2 separate regions of the Mus musculus genome follow, and region 2 is linked to region 1. A link is a loop called in an ENCODE intact Hi-C map of the cell type or tissue named here. Cell type or tissue: heart. All regions are shown on one strand. Links, peaks and the distances in the headings refer to the core of each region. The heading gives the core; the rest is flanking DNA. Region 1 holds the start of Gm25897 (a small nuclear RNA gene). Region 2 holds the start of Lima1 (LIM domain and actin binding 1).

Region 1 (11,823 bases), core at 2,644-10,643:
GTTTTTTTTTTTTCTGAGACAGGGTTTCTGGCTGTCCTGGACTTTTTTGTTTTTTGGTTTTTCGAGACAGGGTTTCTCTGTGTAGTCCTGGCTGTCCTGGAACTCGCTCTGTAGACCAGGCTGGCCTCGAACTCAGAAATCCGCCTGCCTCTGCTTCCCAAGTGCTGGGATTAAAGGCGTGCGCCACCACACCCGGCTCATGTTGAGTCTTTGTCAGTCATTGTTTGAAAAATTTTTTGACATAGGAGATATCTCCTGTGTAGCCCTGGATGGCCCAGAACTGTAATAATTATCAAGAAAAACTTTTCATTCTTTTATCAAGGGAAAAAAAAAAAAGAAAAAAAAGCATGCTGGCCACAGTGGTGCACATCTCCAGTCCCAGCACTGGGGAGGCAGAGGCAGGTTTGAGTTTGAGTTCGAGGCCAACCTGATCTACAGAGTGAGTTCCAGGACAGCCAGGGCTTCAGAGGGAGTCCCTAAATATTAGAATCAGAAGTGGTCCCAGTATCATAAGCGTGTGGCCCACGTAGGTCTGGGAGGCAGGATAGATCAACCTACACAGTGAGCTCCAGTGTGTAGTGAAACCGTGGTCAAAATCAGAGATGGCGGGCGGGCCGAACGTGGTGGCACACACCTTTAATCCCAGCACTCGGGAGGCAGAGGCAGGCAGATTTCTGAGTTTGAGGCCAGCCTGGTCTACAAAGTGAGTTCTAGGCCAGCCTGGGCTACAGAGAGAAAACCTGTCTCGAAAAACAAAAAAACAAAAAAAAAAAAAACAAAAAACAAAAAAAAAAAAAGAAAAAGAAAATCAGAGGTGGTAAGAGCCAAGTCAACCCCAAACCTTTTTTTAAAAATGTATTTATTTTTATTTATATATGAGTACACTGTATCCGTTTTCATATACACACACAAAAAGAGGGCGTCAGATCCCATTACAGATGGTTATGAGCCACCGTGTGGTTGCGGGGAATTGAACTCAGGACCTCTGAAAGAGCAGACAGTACTCTTTAACGCCGAGCCATCTCTCAAACCTTTTATCTTTGAGAAATCAGGCTTAAAATACTCCAAAACAGGATAAAAGTATGAAAATTTAGCACTTAAGTAGAAAAAAATCCTTAGGCCTTTAAAATGTTCTTCCAAAATTAATCCATCTCTCTTGAACAACCTCTGTCAAAGTAAAACGTCAAGATCTGCTTATGTAGCTTCGGACTTGGAAGAGTCTGGTACAGAAACAGGATAAGTTCAATGAGAGAAGTGTTGTTAAAAATATTCTTTCAGTGAGGGCTGGAGCAATGGCCCAGCAGTTAAGAGTGCTGGCTACTCCTCCAGACCCAAGGGATCTAATGCCATCTTCTGGCCTTGATCGATACTACAGGCTTGTGGTACACAAATGTATTTCAGGCAAACACCCATGCACAATAAATGAAAACCTCAAAAATTAAAATATTCTTTTTCTCTCATGTTAACCATATTTAATTTCTTTTTCTTTTTGGCTTTTCAAGATGAGGTTTCTCTGTGTAGGCCTGGCTGTCTTGGAACTCACTCTGTAGAACTCACTCTGTAGACCAGGCTGGTCTTGAACTCACAGAGATCTGCCTGCCTCACCCTTCCTAATGCTGGGGTTACCGGTGTGTGCCACCACTGCTGGCTAACAGTGTTTAACTTCTCCCTAAACTATGAATGTGTGAAGGGTGTTCCAGCACCAGCCCTTAGCACCCAGACCCTGATGAGATTGGTTGCTAGGTTTGGTACATTCTCTACAGACGATAGCAGGGGGAGGAGGACCCCGCCACAGAGCTCGGAGCAAATGCTTACAGGTGTCATCTTCAGCAGGGACAGAGAGGGCCACTAGACTATTCTCAGTTGTAGAAACCTACAAGAATAAAAAAGATTAAGGAGGATTAAGAAGCGCATTAAAAATACAAGCGCAAACCGGTGCCAGTTCCATAAAATCCTGCTGACTCCAGTTAGTCACTGGCAGCCTGCAGGGAAGTAACGGCCCCAGAACAGCTGAGCATTTAAACAACAGGCAGCAAAATGTCTTTTATGAGGATATTAACGTGCCTCTCAATTACAGAGGAACACTAGAGCAGACAGCACTCAGCTGCCAAGCCGGTATCATCTCCCTCATAAAGAACTTTCACGCCATATCTTAGGAAGAACACCCCCCCCCCCCGGCATTAAGAACAACCCCCCCTCAGATGGCGCCAAGTACACTCCGTGGCAAGGGAAAGGAAAGTATTTAAACCCAGGGGTTATTCTTACTCTTATTTTCCTGTTTTTTATGGAAAGGTTGAGACTTGGGAGGTGGAGGCAGGGGAATCAGGAGTTGAAGATAACCCCCTGCTATGTTGTGAGTTTGATGATAACCTGGGCTACAGTATACCATGTCTTAGAGGGGAGGGGAGGGGAGGGGAGGGAAGGGGAGGGGAGGGGAGGGGAGGGGAGGGGAGCAGAGCCAGTCTTGGAGAGTGGGCTCATTTTAAAGACTCAGATTTAATTCCCAGCACCTACATGGTGTCTCACAATCATCAATACAATACTCTAGTCTCAGGGGATCCAGCAACCTTTTATGACCACTTCAGGTGTCAGGAACAAACATGGTGTATAGACATACACACGCGCGCGCCCGTGCGTGTGCGTGTGTGTGTGTGTGTGTGTGTGTATGGGAAAACAGACCAAAACACTGCCATACCTTGGTGAAGGGTCGGGGTTGGTGTGTGTGTGTCTGTGTGGGATCAGGTTGGGGAAGAACAATAAAAACCAACAAAAAACTTCCAGTTTTTTTTTTTTTTAAACAAGAAGCAGACCCTATGTAGAGGTATATATCTCTTCCTCAGAAGCCATCAACTTTACATAAAAGTGTATATATATATATATCACTTTTATTTTTAAGTATATATATATCAAGGTCTTTAATGAGCTGAATACATTCACAATGGAGACTAGGTGGCTGGCCGACCACACCTGAATGCCAGCATTCCCCCCCTCCCACCCCCAGTCTCTTTTCACTACAGGAATTCTGCCTTGGCAGAGGATAAATCAGAAAAATCACAGTTGACGTTTAGCGAGTGTTTACTATATGCCAAGTATCGCACTGATGGCCTCACATGCAGCATTTCATTTGATGACATGAAATACTTTTCTCTGAAAGCCGTGCTTGGTTATAAAGAGGCCATTCCTGCTGGCAGGTTGGCACATGCCCGTAATCTCAACACTTGAGAAACCACAGAGAGAGGAGGGGCCAGAAATTCAGGGTCATCCTTGCTAACACAGCCTGTGCTACATGAGACCCTGTGACCCAAAACCAAAACCAAACAAGATGCTCAGCTCTTGAGAATCTGTAGGTACACCTTTCCTGGGATATTCTCTCCCCTTGAATCCGGTCCCCTTGAACCTGTGGGGGTACACGTAACGCTGACATCACTGCCCACCGGCAGACAGAGGTCATGAACTCAGAAACTTCCAGGCAGGAGTATCGGAGACCATGCTCAGACATCTCCTTGAAGGAAGAATAGCAGCTTGACAAAGCATGGTATTTCAAGAAAGTTTCCTTGGGGCTGCAGAGGTGGCTCTGCAGTTACGAGCACTGGCTGCTCCTTCATAAGACCTGGGCTCAATTTCCAGCAACCACGTAGCGGTTCCAGATGATCCAAGGCAGTCTTCCATTCCCAAAGGATAAATATCGCCCCCTCCCACTTGTGTGTGTGTGTGTGTGTGTCTGTTTTGCTTTCTTAAAGAACAGCTCCTATAGCACCAGAGTCCTTTTGCAGCAGACCGAAGTTTAAAACTGTGCTTAGGCACTGCTTAGCACGTGGTGGCGAGGTGCGCACCAAGGCTCTGAAATCCCACAGACTTGGACACAGTCATGTTCGCAGACTCACAGGTCGTGCGGGAAGAGTATCTGTTCTCTGCCCCTTCCCTCCCCACCCACTCTCCCAGTTATGATTCACTGCACCCCGTGCTCCTTTAGGCTGTAATTAAAATGTTCTGATCTTGCCGTTCAGCCTAGAGTTCTCATTTCAAATCAAACCAGCAGGAGGACAATCAGGAATTAAGCACAAAACACAGAATTAAAACCACGTGACCATGATTTTCCAGATAAGTATTTCTTCAGAGACGCCCCTTAGGTAACAAAGCAGGGAGGCATTTCAATGCTGCGGATTTTTTTTTTTTTTTTAATTTACAGACTATAAGGAAAATTCCAAACATATCTGCTGGTTATATTTGAGAAACAGCTTTCACTAGGCAGGCATGGGGAACTACACCTTTAGTCTCAGCAGTCAAGAGACAGAGACAGACATATCTCTGTAAGTTTCAGGCTAGCCTAGTCTACCCAGCAATTCCAAGCCATCCACGACTACAGGGAGAGAACTTGTCTCAAAAACATTTAAAAAAAGAAAGAAAGAAGAAGAGCCCACTTATACAGTTTATTGTTTATCTTATTATAAGATCCTTTTATTTTCTATGTAGGAGTGCTTTGCCTGCATGTATGTATGTGCACTATGTATGTTCAGAAGAGGGTGCTGGCTCCCCTGCAATTGGAGTTACACACAGTTGTGAGCTGCTATGTGGGGGCTAGGAATTGAACCCTGATCCTCTGAAGAACAGCCAGTGCTCTTAGCTATGGAGGCATCTCTCCAGCCCAGTCTGACATTGATTTGAGGAGTCTATGGTTGCCAAGTATGCTGTCTACATAAAGTTGTTACCTGCTACAACTAAGTTGTCCCTCTAATTGTGATTTGCTGAAACAGTCCCCATGCCTTCCCACCGATGTCTGATCGGCCTAGAAGGCTTTTCCAGATCTTGCCCTGGCCTCTTCCTTCTGCCTGTCTCTCATTCCTGACTATTTACGCGAATGCCAAATCAATCAAACAGCCATTCCTAAGAGGTCAGTCCAGGTCTCTGCACTCAGCTATGCCTGCGTGTGTCTATTCTTCTTCTTCTTCTTTTAAAATGCCACTTCTCCACACCCTTGGCCTATTCCTGCACATTCCTCAAGGCGTGGCTCAGACACCATTTTCCTGAAGAAGTCAGTTTAGCTAGCTCTGAACTCCTTGGCCCTACCATCTCGCAGGGAACCTACCATAATGATTCTTGATAGTTAACATGCTGGAGGGCTAGCCTGATAGTGTTCCTGCACATGAAGGCCACATGGCTTGGGGAGGAAGTGGGGGAGGGGAGGGAGGAAGGGAAAGAGAGAGAGAGAGAGAGAGAGAGAGAGAGAAGAGGGGAGGGAGGGAGGGAGAATCTGAATAAGAATAAAGGTTTGTGTGCTATTTTTCTGTTTTTTTTTTTAAAGATTTATTTTATTATTATATCTAAGTACACTGTAGCTGTCTTCAGACACACCAGAAGAGGGCATCAGATCTTATTAAGGATGGTTGTGAGCCACCATGTGGTTGCTGGGATTTGAACTCATGACCTTTGGAAGAGCAGTCAGTGCTCTTACCCTCTGAGCCATCTCTCCAGCCCCCGCTATTTTTCTGTTTTAAACAGACTCACGCTTCTCTGGTCTTTGCTTCCTTCATTGCTTCTAGGGTTACTGGTATTTGCTACTGTACCTGGCTTAGCCTTTCGTTTAGCCCCCATTATGTTAATTAATTGTTATATGTGTGGAGTGAGGACATACTACAGCACACACTGGGAGGTCAGATCTCTCTTGCAGGAGTTGAATCTCTCCTTCCATGGTGCTAGTGCTGGGGATTGGACTCAGGTCCTCAGCTTTGCCTGCACAGCCCTTCTCTGGGAAGCTGACTGGTTGGCCCGGCCTTTAGTTTCTAAGCTTTGCATTTCCTATGCTTCTTAACAAACCGCCTAGGATTCTAAACGGCCTCGAGTGAGCCCTGGAGATGTAACTCAGTAGTAGAACACTTGCCTAGTGTGCGCACTGCCTTGGGTTAATCACTACTGTAGCAAAGCCAAGACCAAACAAATAAGAGTGTTGTCAAGGGCTGGAGAGATAGCTCAACGGTTAAGAGTACTACTGTCTGATCTTCCAGAGGTCCTGAGTTCAATCCCCAGTAACTACATGGGGGTCTTACAACCATCTATAATGGAATCTGATGCCCTCTTCTGGCATGCAGGTGTATATGCAAATAGAGCACTCAATAAATAAATAATTAAAAAAAAATTTTTTTTTAAAGAGTAATGTCAAAAGCTTGTAGTCTCGGTGATTTAAAAGGCTGAGGCAGGAGGACTGCTGGAATGTACAAGTTCAAGATAAGCCTGAGCAACAAAGATCTGAAAACAAATTTAAAACAAAACAAGCAGGCTGGAGAGATGGCTCAGTGGTTAGGAACACTGGCTGTTCTTCCAGAGGTCTTGAGTTCAATTCCCAGCAACCCCACGGTGGCTCACAACCATCTTGTGGTGGCTTATAACCATCTTGTAAAGTGATCAGATGCCCTCTTCTGGAGTGTCTGAAGACAGCTACAATGTACTTAAAAATAAATAAATAATTCTTTAAAAAAAAAAAAAAAGACAAAAAAACCCACAAACCCAACCCTTTAAATATATATATATTTTGGTTTTTTGAGACAGGGTTTCTCTGTATAGCCCTGGCTGTCCTGCTGTCCTGGAACTCTGTAGACCAGGCTGGCCTTGAACTCAGAAATCCACCGGCCTCTGCCTCCTGAGTGCTGGGATTAAAGGCGTGCACCACCACGCCCGGCTTTAAGTATATATTTAAGAAGTATACCTGGGTGCTTTAAAGATAATATCTCAGGGCTGGAGAGATGGATTGAAGGTTTAAAGCCTTTGCTGTTCTTGCAGCGGACCCACATCTGTAACTCCTCCTCTGACTCTGAGGGCACCAGCCACTCACACGGTACACATACACACAACCAGGCAAACCATTATACACATTCAATAAAGTAAATCTCAAACAAGTTTTCAAAAATAAAAATTACATCTCTGGTCAGGGTTTTATAAACGGCTTTAGTTTTTTGCTTTCTGGGCATTTGCTGAGCAAAACAATTTTCCAGTGAAGACTCATTACTTGGTCAGCTATAAACTGCAAAGCTTCCTAACTGAAATTATGTGACCTGCAAAAATGACAATCTGCCCTGGCAGCTGCCACCAAATTCCTAGACGCTGCAGCCTAGAGTCAGACTTTCTAATTTTAACCACCTAATTTAGAACACATGCCTCCCTGGCGACTGGACACCGGCGTGCCGACCTACCTTGCTTCCTTCCTGATGGACGCTGCAGGCCTCGGGACCTGGGGGCACATTCTCCTTCTGTTCCCATTTATGAGTTTTGCTTTCACTGGTTTTCAGCTCATTCTACAAAATAAAAAATAACCCGTCAACTCAAAACGCCTACCATCCCAGTCTCTGCACAGCCATCCTTCAGACAGACGTGGCACGTTAAAAGAACGCATTCTTCTTCCTAGAACTCGGGTCAAATCAAACCCCCGTCACAAGCAAACCCGCTGACCAGTGAAACGACCAAAGCAGCCGTGCGGACGCATACCTCGGAGTTAAATATCTCTGTGCCTGTCTCAAACTGGATGCTCATCAGAAGACAGACACACCCACGTGGATGGACCCCCCACCCCCGGCCGCCCCCAGCACACACCACATTCTCGTGATTCTCTCTTCTAGCAGCACAGCTTGTGAAAGTGCAAAAGCCTGTGAGTGTTATCCAGAAAAGACCATTCTGGAGCAGAGAGAGAGGATGCCAAGTGCCAATAATTAAGAAAATATACTGACCATAGATACAAATGCCCGGCCTGGAAAGAAAGACAGGGATGATGGATACATATAAAAAACTGCAATTACACCAAGTGATACCATAAACACTCTTTTTCTACGGAGCTTTCGGAAGCAAGTTTTTCTCATAAGATTCATAAAAACACACTTTGACCAGTATTTCATAACAGAACCTCAACATTAAAAAAATAAACCAAACCCCATGTATTTGTGCTGCAGTGAGAACTCGGAGTAGGATGTGAACTAATTTACTAATTCAAAATAAAATCAACCAAGGGGGAGATGAAGATGGACTTGTCCTACCTCTACTGTGCCCCCACGTCCCTTTTCTCTTTCTGACAGGCTCTCACGTAGTTCGTGCTGGCCTCAGACTTACTATATAGCCAAGGATAACTCTGCAAATTTGGTGTCATCCTTGCGCAGGGGCCAGGCTAATCTTCTCTGTATCATTCCAATTTTAGTATATGTGCTGCTGAAGCTAGCGCAACTCTGAATTTTTGATCCCCCTGGCTACACCTCTCAAGCGCTAGAGCGTCACTGCATTTAGTTTCTTTGATGTGGCCCTGGTGGTTAAAATTAAGACTGTGCACTAGGCTACACTGACTGGGCTACATTTCCAGACCCTCTCTCTGAGTCTTTAGGCTCAGGAGGAAGGAAGCCATGTAAAGCCGCAGGGTTAACCAAAGTGGGCGGGGTGAGATTGCTACAGTCAGCTACTCCAGAGTGGGCAGTCTCTGCTCTGGAAGGGTGCCTATTAGAAAGACTGCAGGCTGCCGGACTGCACTAACTTACTGTCTGTCTGCCTGCCTGCCTGCCTGCCTGCCTGACTCTGAGCTCCCCTCTAAGCTGCTGCTGAGGACAGTTGTGTCCTGTGAGGAATTAGAGACATTCTTTGAGGATGAGATAAAACGTACTTTTCACAAGAATTTCCAAAGATTTCTCAACCCTCCCGGGAGTACTTATTTAGAGATAAGATCTCTGCAGCATGGCTGCCCGGGAAATGACTTCAAATGATCATCCATCTACACTGCTACACCCTTGAGGTTTTGTTCCATTTTAAGGGGGAGCTAAGGATGTATAGCTTAGCTGGTAGAGAGCTTGCCTTGCCTGGCATATATAAAGCCCCGGGTTCCATCCCCAGCACCCATAAAACCAGGTGTGGTCTCACAAGCTGAGAGCTGGGAGCTGGAGGCAGGAGGATCTGGAGTTCAAAACCCAGGCTTGGCTACACAGGCAGTTTGAGGTCAGCCTGGGATAAAGCAGACCATTTAAAAATGAACGAAACCCCGGCCAGGTCATCGGGAGGATGCTTTGCTACCGTCAGGCCTGCTGCTCCTTCCAGTGTACAAAATGCCAAAACAAAACAAAACAAAACAAACAAACAAAAAAACCAAGGTCACTGAACGGGTTCTCCTACCAGAGGAGTCACCTGGAATTTTTGTTTGCAGTAGGAAGGCACAGACAGACACCTCCAGTAAGAGGCAGGAAGCAAAGCTCCGCATCTCTGGATCTATGTTCTAAGGGAAGCCTAACTCCACTCACTTCTCATACTCAGGAAACCATGGGGTTTCTCTGTATCCGCGCACACATACCGTCTCTCACTAAAGCTACTGAGAAGAACCGGAGTAAGGGAGGAGGGTGTGTTCTCGTCTAGGAGGTGTGAAGCCGTGATTTTAATCAATCACGAAAGAAAAAGAAAGAAAAATCCTCGGAGAATTAGTCCTTCGGTACTACTGTGGGGAGAAAAGTTCTAATTTCTGGAATATGCATTATGAACTTGTATCTGTCCAGGAACAAATAAAACTCAGTATTCTTCTGGCTTTGTTAAGACCTTTGGCCATTAATAGATATTATGTTCTGAAATCACAGAAGGAATAAACATATGTATCCTTTAAAAATGAGAAGTTGGGGGCAGGGGGTGCCGGAGAGACAGCTCAGTGGTTAAGAGCACTGACTGCTCTTCTGAAGGTGCTGAGTTCAAATCCCAGCAACCACCTGGTGGCTCACAACCATCTGTAGTGAGATCTGACTCCCTCTTCTGGTGCGTCTGAAGACAGCTACAATGTACTTATATGATAAATAAATAAATAAATAAATAAATAAGAAGTTGGGCTAGAAGTTGAGTTTAATTCCCAGCAACCACATGGTGGCTCACAACCATTTGTAATAGGATCCGATGCCCTCTTCTGGTGTGTCCTAGGAGAACCACAATGTATTCACATATATAGAATAAATAAATCTTAAAAAAAAAAAAAAGAAGACAGACAAGGATGTGCTTCAGTCATTTCAGTACTTGGGAAGGAGGGAGGGAGGGAAGCTGAGGCAAGAAGAGCTCTGTGTATTTAAGGCGAGACTAGACTGACTGGGTCACAGAGTAAAATCATGTCTTAACCTTTAATCCCACCACTCTGGAGGCAGAGGCAGGCAGATCTCCCAGTTCCAGATCAGCCTGGTCTACAAGAGTGAGTTCCAAGACAGCAGACAAGGATGACAGGGTTGGGGGCCGGGGTGTGACCGAGTAGAAGAGCGTTTACATATATGTGCTTTGATTCTTGGCGTTACGGGGTTGGGAGACGTGGAATACTGAACTTTCCACTCATCAAGGATGCCATCTTCCAGTCAGTCCCAGTCCCCTCTTGCTAACACACCGTTCTTCCTCTGCAGGAAAGCATGACATCATAAGGAATAAAGACTGAGTAGACCACATAGAACTCCCTTATGTTGGGAATGAAATCCTGAGCCTCAGGCATGCTAGGCCAATGCCGCACCACGGAGCCACAGTCCCGGCTCGCACAGAATCTTCACATGAAATGCTTAGGCTGTGCCGGTCCAGGAAGGCAGGAAGCAAATTAGTGGGTGACTGACGGATAAGGAATTGCTTTGGGGGATGTCAGAAAGGTTCTGGACTTAAGAAAGCAGTGATAGTTGTACAACCTTATGAATATACTTTAAATCTCCAAAGTGTGGACTTGGATTTTTTTCCCCCCTGTGGAGCTAGGAATCAGACCCAGGGCCTCAAGCAAGCTAGGCAAAGGCTCTACCTCTGAGATGCATCCTTAGCTAGCCCGTGCTTCCAATAAAATGGTGATTTTATATTACATGAACAATATTTCAGTGAAAAACTTAAAAATACTCCACATCAATGCTCAATGCACTTACTGGTTTTCATATTTCCTATGATGCTCTTGAAAAGGGAAGTGAGATGAAGATATAGCCCAATGCAGCATGCTGGCCTAGCATATGCAAAGGCCTGAGCACCCACCACAAAACCAAAAGGAAGGCTCATAATAGATGTTCCTATTAAAGCTAATGAGCTGGGCAGTGGTGGCGCACACCTTTAATCCCAGCACTTGGAAGGCAGAGGCAGGCGGATTTCTGAGTTCGAGGCCAGCCTAGTCTATAAAGTGAGTTCCAGGACAGCCAGGGCTACACAGAGAAACCCTGTCTCAAAAAAACCAAAAGAAAAAGAAAAAAAACCAAAACAAAAAGCTAATGAAATAGCGTTCCTTCCTCGGCAACAATGACAAAGCCCAGCAGATGAGCCAGGAGAGGCTCATCTTGATATCACAGTGGGTGACATCACGGAAAATGAGCCAGGTCCGAATGTGCATGAGCTGGCAGAGCAGAATCAAGACCAGAAAATGGCTATGGCAGAGGGGTGGGGCTTATGAGAAGTGTGTCAGAGGTCAGCCCCCCCCCCCCCCAGGCATTTCCTAGCTGCAAGTTCTGTGGGCTGGCTGGAGGAATGAATAAGGACGGTGCATTGGTGCAGGACACCTACTGTGTAGCTGGCTGGGCTGCTCTGCTTGGACACTGCAGCCTGGTACTTGGCCATGCGGTCCTTTATGGAGGTTTCTGAGAGGCGTGGCAGCTCCAGATTCCTCTTACTCTCGTTTTTCTCCGAGTTGAATGCAGAGGAAGACAAATGACCTGGAAGTGTGGAAATAACACCCTTTGTTAGAGGACAAAAGGGATTCTAAGTCCCGAGTGACTACGATCTAATGCCTAGCTTTTTCTATTAGAAGTAGAAGGTGTAGTAGCTCTCATCTGTAATCCCAGCACTGGGGAGACTGAGGCAGGAGTGTCACATGTTCAAGGCCAACCTAGG
Region 2 (11,823 bases), core at 2,276-10,275, 74 kb after region 1:
ATTCTGGAAGGAGGTGCCACCGACTCCTGCTCTGTTTCCCTCCTAGACAGTATAGATGCTAACGATGGGGTGAGCCTGAGCCAGCGATGTACTGTTAGTACAAAACTATCCTTGCTTATGCTAAACTTACAGTCCACGTGATTTTATTTTCTACACTGGAGCATGTGAAGAATACAAGGGCAAGATTCTTACTATAATCCAAGAGGTTGATCCACACGGCTGGAGAGGTCATTTAGAAAGACTCTGCCTGTTTTGATTTTTTTAAAGATTTATTTATTATTATATCTAAATACACTGTAGCTGTCTTTAGACACTCCAGAAGAGGGAGTTAGATCTTCTTACGGATGGTTGTGAGCCACCATGTGGTTGCTGGGATTTGAACTCAGGACCTCTGGAAGAGCAGTCAGTGCTCTTAACAGCTGAGCCAACTCTCCAGCCCCGACTCTGCATGTTTTAAAATGAGTTCTCTTTACTCACTCAAGTTCTGGAATAATCTTTCTGAATTGACCGTGTTCTAAACCTAGAAGATACAGGCCTGAAGCTGAGGTAACCATCAGGAACCACCGAGCTGAGCCCTCATTGATGCTTCCAAGGTTGTGGGATTTTCAACTTGGGAGAAGTTGTGTCACCTGTCCCATATTACAAGAGACAAAAAGGCTGCAAAATAAGTGTTTTGGGTTTTGTTTTGTTTTGGTTTTTTTTTTTTGTCTTTGTTTTTGTTTTTTCAAGACAGGGTTTCTCTGTGTAGCCCTGGCCTGGCCTAGAACTCACTCTGTAGACCAGGCTGGCCTTGAACTCACTGAGATCTGCCTGCCTCTGCCTCTCGAGTGCTGGGATTAAAGGTGTGCGCCACTCAGGTAAGTGGCATGATCTTACTTATATACCACCAGATGAACAACTCATACCTTTTAAAAAGTTGTGTGTGCACGTGAGTCAGATGCCGTGCGGCTGGAGTACCCCAGTATGGAGAACAAAACAGCTCCCCAAAATGTTTTAAAGTGATAGGACGTCATAGCACATGCTAGTAGTTGCACTCTTGTTGGGTGAGACCCCCCCTACTTTTAATGAAAAACAAGTTTTCATTCAGTCACCAAATAATTTGAGTCTGGAGAGATGCTCAGTGGTTAAGAACCTTTAAGCTCTTCCTTCCAGAGGCCCCAGGCTCCATTCCCAGTACCCACATCAGGCAGCCTGAAACAGCCTATAAATCTAGATCTGGGGAAATCTGATGCTTTTGGCCTCTTTGGGCACCCGTATTCCCATGCGCAACTGCCCCACCCCAGGTGTACACATAGTCAAAGATAAAAATAAATCCTAAAGATGTTTTTGACTCCCAGACCTTTTACACCCAGCCACAGAACAGAACATTGGGACGATCCCTCTAAAGGTACCATTTACCAAAAAACCTCAACCTCGATAATAAAGCAGAAACTACATAAAGCCACTAATTTGTTACTAGAAGCCTCAAGAGCCTGTGTTAAGTGACTTAGCGCACCTTGAGGTTACTGTGCACAGTCTGCAATGGAGTGTTTTACCTTCCTATAGAAAGCACAGTTAAAGACCCCAGCAATCTTCTAGAGGTTTGTCTCTCTCTTTTTTTTTTTTTTTGGTTTTTCAAGACAGGGTTTCTCTGTGTAGCCCTGGCTGTCCTGGAACTCACTTTGTAGACCAGGCCGACCTCGAACTCAGAAATCCGCCTGCCTCTGCCTCCCGAGTGCTGGGATTAAAGGTGTGCGCCACCATGCCCGGCAGTTAGTCTCTTCTTGCATAAATTAGGTTAGGGACAAAGCTAAGCATTTTCTACCTGTAGAATGAGCACTCTTCCATTGAAACGAAAGTCACCTATCCTGCGGTAACATGGAATGAAGAAAGCTTGGAAACTGGAGCCCAGCTTGATGCCGCAGCTTGATGCCGCAGGAGGTAAAGGTTCCTGGCATCAAGCATGGCAACCTACTCAATCCTCAGGACCCACACTGTGGAAGACAGGGCTAATGATTCCCTAAGTTGTCCTCTGATAGCCACAGGCATGCCATGGTGTGCATTCGCACATATACACACATACTCTCTCTCACACACACATACACATACCCACACATATACACACGCACACTCACATATATACACACATATACACATGCATACACACACTCACATATGCATATAGACATACATATACACACATACAAACATACACACATACACTCATATACACACACTCACACACATACTCACATACACTCACATACATATACACACACACTCACATATATACACACATATACACATACATACACACACACTCACAGACGCATACAGACATACATATACACACATACAAACATACACGCATACACTCATATACACACACTCACACACATACTCACATACACTCACATACATATACACACACACTCACACACAAACACACAGAAGCTCACATACACCTACATACTTACACACACACACATACAACACACACATTCATACACACACAAAATAAATCTAATTTAAAATTAAAACAAGGGGACATTCTCCCCCCCAATATGTAGTAAAGTATTCATTTATAGCAAAGATGTCTAGTGATCTCCCACACCCCATATTTCTCTCTATGTGTGTGTGTGTGTGTGCTCGCAGGTGTGTGCCTGTGTGTGGTGTGTATGTGTGTGCGTGTGTGGTGTGTGTATGTGTGTGTCTGACAAGTCTTTGGTGTGTGTGTGTGTGTGTATCTGACAAGCCTTTGGCATAGAATTTTAAAGTTAACTATACCTGATTACAGTTGATTGGTGGAACCCTCAGAAAAATTAAAATTATATTTAAAACATCCCAATAAAAATTTGTAGATATTCAAAATACATAATAAATGCAAAATAAACCTGATGCCTTTACAAAACTTTCTACAAAAGTGTTTCTCCAGAAAACACTTTCCAGGGCACAAAGGAGACAGGCCAAGCAACATCTAAGAAATATGCTCATTAAGCCTAACCACTCACACCAGTAAGACAGCTACCACACTCACTATTAACTCAAAGCCTTTATCTTAAAAGGTAAGACGGGGCCGGAGAGATGGCTCAGCGGTTAAGAGCAACGGTTAAGAGCACTGACTGCTTTTCTGAAGGTCCTGAGTTCAAATCCCAGCAACCACATGGTAGCGCACAACCATCCGAGATGAGATCTGCCCTCTTCTGGTGTGTCTAAAAGATAGCTACAGTGTACTTACATATACTAAATAAATAAATCTTTGAAAACAAAAAGGCAAGACAGATCCTATAAGAGTGACCAAATCATGTCGATCCGTTGTGTATTAATTAGGGCCTTGCTAAACAGTTAAGCAGTCAGGAACGGTGGTGAAGACCACACCTACATTGTGTGGTCTTCTGGAGGATGCTCACAAGAGGAGTGGGACTTCAAGTCTAGCCTCTGCTACATAACAACCTGAAGCTGAGCTCCATGAGACATAATCCCAAAACCTCAACAAAACACCTATGGTCAAAAGAAGAGTTTTCAAAGGTGACCACTAGTCTCAGATCACCAGATCATCAAACGCCTCAACGAATCCTCCCAGGCTCAGAAGTTCCCCCTAATTGGCATAAGACAGGACATGCTTTATACTCTGTGAGTGCGTTAAACACAGCCTCTTACATATGCTAAACTCACTCTCCACCACTGAGCTACACCCAGAGTCAAAACAAATATATTCAAAACAAGGCATTTGAAGGGCACCTCCACAGCCAACAGTGTCTCCACTGTTAATAGAGTTATTTTCACTTCTGAGCCTTCTCTTCCTACAATTATTAGGTTGAAACTTGGCCCCACCTTTAACTAGAGTCGGGAACAAAGCCTGAATGTACCAAGTCAAACAAAGTTATACAATGAGGTCATTTTTACAAAATGGCACTGCTTTGCTCACATTGACGACGGGCGGCGTACTGTCTCGGCCCAGTGACTCTACTTACAGATCAGGGACTACCTGATAACTCTGCTTCTGAGTCTAACACATTAGCAGTGAGAACCACTGCTCCACCCACCTACTGAATTGCTGGAGAATTAAACAGGCTCTAATCCCATTTTCAAAAGACTATAGAGTTGACTGACCAAAGACAAGGCAAGAAATTGGAGTGGTGTAAGTATACGGCAATGGGGTACTTCCCTAGCATGCACATGCCCCAGGGGTTGATACCTCCATGTAAATTGGGAGGTTTTCCGAGGCCGAGTGGAGGGAGAGAGAGAGAGAGAGAGAGAGAAGAAATACCAAAACAATAACAGCAAATGATTTCACCAATACTATAGGTTGTATCTGTGGTGTTGCCTAACCATCTATCTCACTGTAGGCTCTTTAAGGGTAGGAGCTTTTGCAACTTTGAATCCACAAAAGAATGGGCATAAAAGTCACTGGGAAAAAAAATGTTTTGTCCCCTCAAGAATTCCTAACATAATTTAGTACCATGTTACCTTGTTGAACCAATGCACATATATGTGCATGCAGACCTTTAAAAAGAGCTAAGCTTTTTCAGGCTGGGAAGATGGCTCATCAGGGAAAAGGTGCTTGCCATGAAGCCTGATGCACTGAGTTCAAACCCTGGAACCCGCAGGGGTTCCAGGAAGAATCCTGGAAGAAAAGAACAGACCCCACAGTTCTCATCTGACCTACATTCAATGCACATGCCATGGCGCATGCGCACACGCGCGCATGCACACACTATAAATGTAAAAAAGCAAAAGAAGGAAAGAAAGAAAGAAAGAAAGAAAGTAAGGAAGAAAGAAAGAAAGGAAGGAAGAAGAAAAGAAAGAAAGAAAGAAAGAAAGAAAGAAAGAAAGAAAGAAAGAAAGGACGAACGAACTTCTCTGGGCTGGCAAGATGGCTCAGAAGATGAAAACCTTTGCTGCACAAGACTAAGGACCAGAGTTTGATCCTCAAATCCTAAGTTAGAGAGAACCAACTCCTATAAGCTGCCCTCTGACCTCCACAAGCCTACCATAGCACGATGGCTGGTATTCATGCACACACATCACACAAATGGTAATTTTTAAAATATATATATATATATATATATATATATATATATATATATATATATATATATATATATATATATATATATATATATATATATATATATATATTGAAGGTCAGGGACAGTGGAGCACACCTTTAATCCTAACATTCAAGATGCAGAGGCAGCCATATTTCAGGCAGCCAAAGCTAGATAGCCAGCTCAAGGCTAGTCAGGGATTCTCTGAAGAAGCAGAAAGAGGAAGAGAAGAAGAAAAAGGAGGGAGAGGAGGAGGAGAAGACAACGACTGAGGAGGAGTTGTTCTTTCCTGCTAACTCTATAGCTTTTTGAAGGCTGTCTAAACATGATCACACTTGGTCGTCCATAGACTAACTGGACTAGGTATTTGTACCAGTAACTATGTAGATACAAAGTAGCCCACTCACCCACTTCCGTGCCAAGGATGATCTGCCCTCCAAAGGTCAACGTCTTAAAAACATAACCTCACAGTCTTCGGCTAACTTGCAAAGTCAACAGAACCATTTGGATTAGGCAGATTTTTGAGAGCTGGAATTAGTTGCAAGACAATAGCAGATCAGTATCTCTCACCAGGATCAGCTAAACTCATTGTTGTGAGCACCAATAAGAAGGCTAGGACGGGTGCCAGATGGTTCGCTCCTAGCACCCACGACTTCGAGCTCCAGTGTGTGTGGCCAGGGGTGTACAGTTACCTAATATTAACACCTACGGATGCGAGTGAGCAGTGGATCCCAGCTCAAGTACACCATAGCGATTTGGGAAGGACACAGCAAGTAGGAACTGTTCGGAAGGATGTTAAGTCTTAACCAGAGTTCATCTGGAGGAATGGACGGGAGAAAAATTGGAAAAGGAACGGCCGCGTGGAAGAAGGAAAGAGTGGCAGGATTACCTCCCTAAGAGGGTGTTTTAACTTTTGATGAAATGCCACTTTCCCTCCATCCCGTGCGAGACCAGGGGCCCAGGCAGCGAAGTCTCAGTCCCTTGGACTTCCCAGAAGGGAGGGCGGAGCATGGGAGGCTCCTCCAACGTGGACCCCAAGGGGTGAGCCTCCTGCTCCTGCTACCCACCGCCTCAAAATACGCGGGGAGAGTGCGGGGCTCAGCAGGGTCTCCGCGCGCATGCAGGCTGCGGAGGGCGAGGCGAGAGGAAGCGCTTACCTGACTAGAAAGCCGTCGGGGCTCGGCGCTGCACGGCCACGGTCCTGCGCTCTGTCTGCCCAGCGCACCTGTCGCAACTGGGCTGCAGCACCTTCAGCTCCGCGGCCCCGCCCCGGCCCCGCTCAGAGCCCCGCCCCCTGCCGCGGAGGCGCGCCCGTCTCCCGCCTCCCGCGCGGCCTTGGAGCGAACGTGCTCGCTCCCGGCGGCGTGTTCAACTCGTGACCGGAGCGTCGCCCTAGTAGCGGTGGTGTTGCAGGAGGCGTGGCTCCTGTGTCAGCCTCCAACTTGGTCGTGTCCCCTTTCTGGCTCACCCTATCTCTCTCTGACTAGAGATTGCAGCAGTTTGATCTGAGACTCACCCAGAAATCTGGTCTAAGTGCAACTTCAGGGAAGTTCCTGGTGCTGTCGGGGTAAGTTCTGTGGAAAGGTATTTTAAGAGAGGCCATGCCCTGTGCTGCAAAGAGCTGCCAAAGAGGCCTGGCTCAGACTACATTGGATCACTTCACCTCAGTGGACCTGAGTTTCCTCAGGAAAGGATAGGATTAGATAAGAGTAGGTGGTGTCCAAGTTCTCCAAGAGCTATGGGTTTTGTTTGTTTGGTTTTTGGTTTTTTGTTTTTTTCAACAACGGGTGGTTTTCCTTCATTTTCTTTTGAGACAGAGGAGGGTCATCACATGTAGCTGAGATTAGCCTGGAACTCACAGTGTAGCTGAAGTGATCTTTGAGCTGTTGGCTCACAAAACTGCCCGTAACTCCAGCACCTGGGGAACCTGATACCATTTTCTGGCGTCCGTGAGGAACTGCACACACATCACACACTCACACACATATACATACTAATAAGATTAAATAAAAGTCTTTTTTAAAAGAGGCTCTAAGAGAAGGGTAGTAGCACACACCCTAGAGTGGGCTTGCACTTCTCAACAGTGTCTGCAAGACCTGTTTCTGTTTCTGCACTAGGAATGTGAGGGTCTGAATAGATCATGAGGAGACATAGCATGTGGCCATCCAGCCCTCAGATTCTTGGCTCCACCACCATTCCTCTCTGCACGAAGCCTTTTGATAGTATCCTTTCCTGAGGTCTAGTGACATACCAAACGAAAGGAATTCTGAGGCTTTTCATGTGAGTGTTGATTAGTATCATAAGGGCCAGTGGTAGAAAGATTTGTTCAACTCCTAAAGCAGTCACTGGCAAAGGGCACAGGACATGTGGCCTTTATCCTGGCAACTGAGGTAGGATGGTTGCCTTGAGTCCCTGGATGTCCAGTGTTACAGAGTGAGAATAACCCAAAAGGAACAAAACAAGAAACCTACAAAAAGCTGTTGATGAACAAGTTTTAAGGAATTGAGCCATTCACCAAGGATAGAATATCATTCAAAAATCTAACCTAGACTGATTTCTGGATAAATGTACTAAAGAAGCAAATTAACTTTATTCGAAGATTAAAAGGGTTTTGTTTTTGTTTTTGTTTTTTTAAACGGGAAATCAGCAAACTTCTCTAACAGCTTGGGAAAGGAGCTTCATAAGCCGAACAAGGAAGTAATGATATTGGCTTTGCTTTATTTGATACGGTCACATGGCAGCTCCCTAGTTATATAACCAATTGACTGGTTGGCTATCTGTGAATGGCTGTCTCGATTCAGAATTAATCAGTTAGAAGGACTTTCTGGTACAAAAATAACCTTAGGCTAATGGCCTGCTTATTTTGTGTTAACACCATTAAACATGAATAATCCAAGGCCTGAGAACTGGTCACCACCCACAATGGGCCCTCGTACCCTTGATCACTGATTGAGAAAATGCCTTATAGCTGGATCTCATGGAGGCCTTTCCTCAAGGGAGGCTCCTTTCTCTGTGATAACTTCAGCTGTGTCAAGTTGACACACAAAACCAGCTGGGACAGGAGAATGTTAAAGAGGATGTGTTACCAATATGGGACCGGACTTCAACAAACTCACTCTGTTGTATACGGAATCCCCTCAATAGAAAACACAGGACCGAGCCAATTAGGAGTCCATTCTCCACAACAACAGCAACAGCAGCAACAACAACAACAAAAATGTGTAGCCTGGGGGCTGGTGAGATGGCTCAGTGGGTAAGAGCACCCGACTGCTCTTCCGAAGGTCAGGAGTTCAAATCCCAGCAACCACATGGTGGCTCACAACCATCCGTAACGAGATCTGACTTCTTCTTCTGGAGTGTCTGAAGACAGCTACAGTGTACTTACATATAATAAATAAATAAATCTAAAAAAAAAAAAAATGTGTAGCCTGTGTTGGGGTTTTGGCTCTAAATCTTGTTTCAGCCGCTTTCCTACTAGACCACTAACTTAACTCCCAAAGGGCCTTTTTGAAAGTATAGGTGGTAGAACACCACAGGGGGCTTGTATTTGCAAGTGCTAATGATAAACTATCAGGATTTCCTTTTAAAGATTTACTTATTTATTTTATGTATATGAGTACAACTATAGCTGTCTTCAGACACACCAGAAGAGGGCATCGGATCCCATTACAGATGGTTGTGAGCCACCATGTGGTTGCTGGGAATTGAACTCAGGACCTCTGGAAGAGCAGTCAGTGCTCTTAACCACTGAGCCATCTCTCCAGCCCCCCAACTATCAGGATTTTATGAGTCAGTTTTTTAGTAAAACCATTCTTAAGAATCAAATTTTGGGCCAGCAAGATGCTCAGCTGGTAAAAGCGCTTGCGGTGCAAGCTTGGGTGCCATCCTTGGGAGCCTCTGTGGACACACAGGAATAACTGCTACAAGTCATGTTGTGACCTCTGTGTGTGTGCCAACGCATTTCTGTACTGGTATACACATGCACACACCATGTGTGCGTGAGCACACACACACACACGCCACGTGCAGGACTTCATTTATTGCTTTTAAAACATTTCCTAGACCAATAGCCAGCAAATTTTTTTTTTTTTTTAAAGATTTATTTATTTATTGTAAGTACACTGTAGCTGTCCTCAGACACTCCAGAAGAGGGAGTCAGATCTCGTTACGGATGGTTGTGAGCCACCATGTGGTTGCTGGGATTTGAACTCCTGACCTTCGGAAGAGCAGTCGGGTGCTCTTACCCACTGAGCCATCTCACCAGCCCCAAATTTTTTATATATATATATAAAAAAGCCAACTACTAACAGGTTGTAGTGATAAATTCCTGTAATCTCAGCACTCAAGAGGCAGAAGCAGGCCTGAGTTCCAAGCCAGCCTGGGCTACATAGTTCCAGATCAGCCTGGGATACACAGGGAGGCAGTGTCCCAAACAAAGTAGTCAACTAGGAAATATTGTAGATTTGTCTAACACATTGTCTCTGTAACAGTTATTCATCTCTTACTACAAAAGTGACCGCAGACCACACAGAGAGGATGGACATGGCTGTGATCCAATAAAGCTTTATTTATTTGCGGACAAGGTCTTGTGACTTCCCCTGTAGCCGGCTATGACTTTGGCCTTCTGAGCTCCCTGTTTCCACAGGGGCTGGGAGTATAGGTATGGCTCCAGCCCGTTGTTGTGGTTTGTGCAGTCCTGGGGATCAAAGTCAGGGTTTTGTGTGTGTTCGCAAGCACTCTACCAGCTGAACTACACCCTCAGCTTCAGGCTTAACTCGTGGAAGCAAGCTGCATATGGGAGAGACAATGTTAATGAAGCGGATCGGAGTGGAAGGGCAGCTAGAGCAGCCACTGCGGTAAGAAGCACAAGAAACTGGGCTGCTGTTGGTAAGCTCCCATATGCTTCCGTACAGTACTGTTGTCACTGATCAATGCGTGAGTTCTAATGTTCTTTCTATCTTACTGAGTAAGCTAAATGAAGATGCCCGCCAATGCCCAGATCTGAGCTGTATTCTCTTGGAGGAGAAGCACTCATCTTCTTAGCCGAGTCATATAATAATCAAACACTTATTCATAGACTAAACATCATTGGAAAAAGTATTATTAAAACATGTTGTTGTTGGCTTGGGTTTTCCAAGACAGGTTTCTCTGTGTAGCCCTGGCTGTAGACCAGGCTGGTCTTGAACTCGGAGCTCCAGCTGCCTTTGCTTCTCAGGTGCTGGAATTAAAGTTAGCCCGGCATCGGACTGCTGTGTTTTGTATTGTTTTTGACAGGTGTGGTGACATATGTCTTCAGCCCCTGCGTCCTGGAGACAGATGCAGCTGGCTCTCTGAATTGGAGGCCAACCTGGTCTACAAAGTGAGTGCCAAGCCAACTGAGGCTTCATGGTGAGACTGTGTCTCAAACAAACAAACAAAATCCAAGTTTGTAGCTAGCAAGTTGACTCAGTGGAAAAGGCGTTAGCTGCCAAGTCTGATGCCTTGGGTTTGAACCCTGGAACCACGTGATGGAGGATCAAGCCCAGAAAGTTGTCTTCTGATTTCCATACACTTGCTGTATGATTTCCATACGCCTGCTCACGTGGACATGCCTATGTCTGTGCCAGAAACAAAACAAAACAAAAACCAAAGAAGCATGGATGAACGTGAGTGCAGTTTACTGTTGTTTCTCTGGTACTCAAGAGATCAGGATCTCCTATAAGCTAGGCAAACACTCTACCACTGAACCACATCCCTAGAATGTGATATTTGGAAAGATTATGAGAATTCAATATTATATTACAAGAGTCAACTCACAACTTTTCGGTCAGTGTAAACTAGACAGAAATACTGACATATCATTATCATAGGCCTTTATCGGCTAGCAAAAGGGACAATAGAGGTGGCTGCCCACGTTCACAAGTGCCACAGGATCAAACCTGTCTGCTTCCACGGTGTGGCCTTAGCCTTTTCTGGCTGCCCCAGGACGGTAATACAGACTTGTTCTTGATTCCTGTCATAACTGAAAGGGAAACTTCCATACCCTGTCTGGAGCCCTTGGTGCTCGGCAGATGGAGGAAGACCCCTCAGATTCCTTGTGCCCGGAGCCCACTCAGGTGGCACCAACCTTGACTTCCAGGTGGGAAGGGACAGCTGTAAGGTCTGCGTCATAAATCTGAAGGTAACCTGGGAGGAGCTGCCGGTGGTGGCTAGTGTCACTGCTGCCATTGAAAAACCCGCTGCTGACAGCACTGCCTCCTCCAGGAGTGCCAGCTACCGCTGGACCCACGTCAGTTGCTGACTGTTCACTCCTGGGACCTTTACTAACCTAATCCAAGCAGCCTTGCAGGAGCTACAGCTTCTGGTGCTGGCTGGTCTAGGACTGACCACAAGCTCTTCACAGAGTTGTCAACCTGCCTACCTTCTCTCCTCCATGCTGTGTGGACACACTGCTGTCCCCCACAACAGCCCCAGGTCAGTGGGTAAACTGTAACCCAAGAAGTTCTGCACATAGCAGACATGTGACCCCATGTCCTGTGAGCACCCATGGGAAGCCATGCCTGCTCTCCATTTCCATGGAGATCCTGAAGAGACTGAGAAGGAAGAGGAGCCCACTGCCGGAAAGGCTATAGCCAAGGAGTTTCAGGGACTGGAGAGATGGCTCAGTTGTCAAGGGCACTGACTGCTTTTCTAGAGGTCCTGAGTTCAATTCCCAATAGTGGAATTAATCCCAAGGTTAGTACTTTTAGTGACTAAAGGTTAGTACGTGGGTCACACATGTTCATCTGACCCCAGCCATCTGTAATGGGACTGA

What was found. Hi-C counts contacts between places; a loop is a spot of excess contacts. Peaks named below come from ENCODE experiments on the same cell type or tissue, not always from the same donor. Only the 100,000 strongest peaks of a DNase experiment are listed, where the experiment ranks them.
Region 2: a loop joins it to region 1, with 1.9 times the contacts of the local background. A loop is called at or near these places in 4 of 42 quality-filtered maps.

What each region holds. Positions count from the first base shown.
Region 1 is chr15:99,794,927-99,806,749 of GRCm38, forward strand. It overlaps Lima1 (LIM domain and actin binding 1), which reads right to left. Exons shown (of 11, transcript NM_001113545.1): 6 at 11,497-11,645; 7 at 7,185-7,286; 8 at 1,816-1,873. It overlaps Gm25897 (a small nuclear RNA gene), which reads right to left and starts at 8,200; the gene lies at 8,094-8,200. In heart, for the core only: CTCF peaks have their summits at 6,080 (motif pointing left) and 8,328; DNase peaks (open chromatin) are centred at 7,165 and 8,475; H3K4me3 peaks cover 1,083 bases; H3K27ac peaks cover 2,265 bases.
Region 2 is chr15:99,869,146-99,880,968 of GRCm38, forward strand. It overlaps Lima1 (LIM domain and actin binding 1), which reads right to left and starts at 6,311. Exons shown (of 11, transcript NM_001113545.1): 1 at 6,188-6,311. It also overlaps the pseudogene Gm18095. In heart, for the core only: no CTCF peak of the experiment used is centred there; DNase peaks (open chromatin) are centred at 5,666 and 6,396; H3K4me3 peaks cover 1,554 bases; H3K27ac peaks cover 1,121 bases.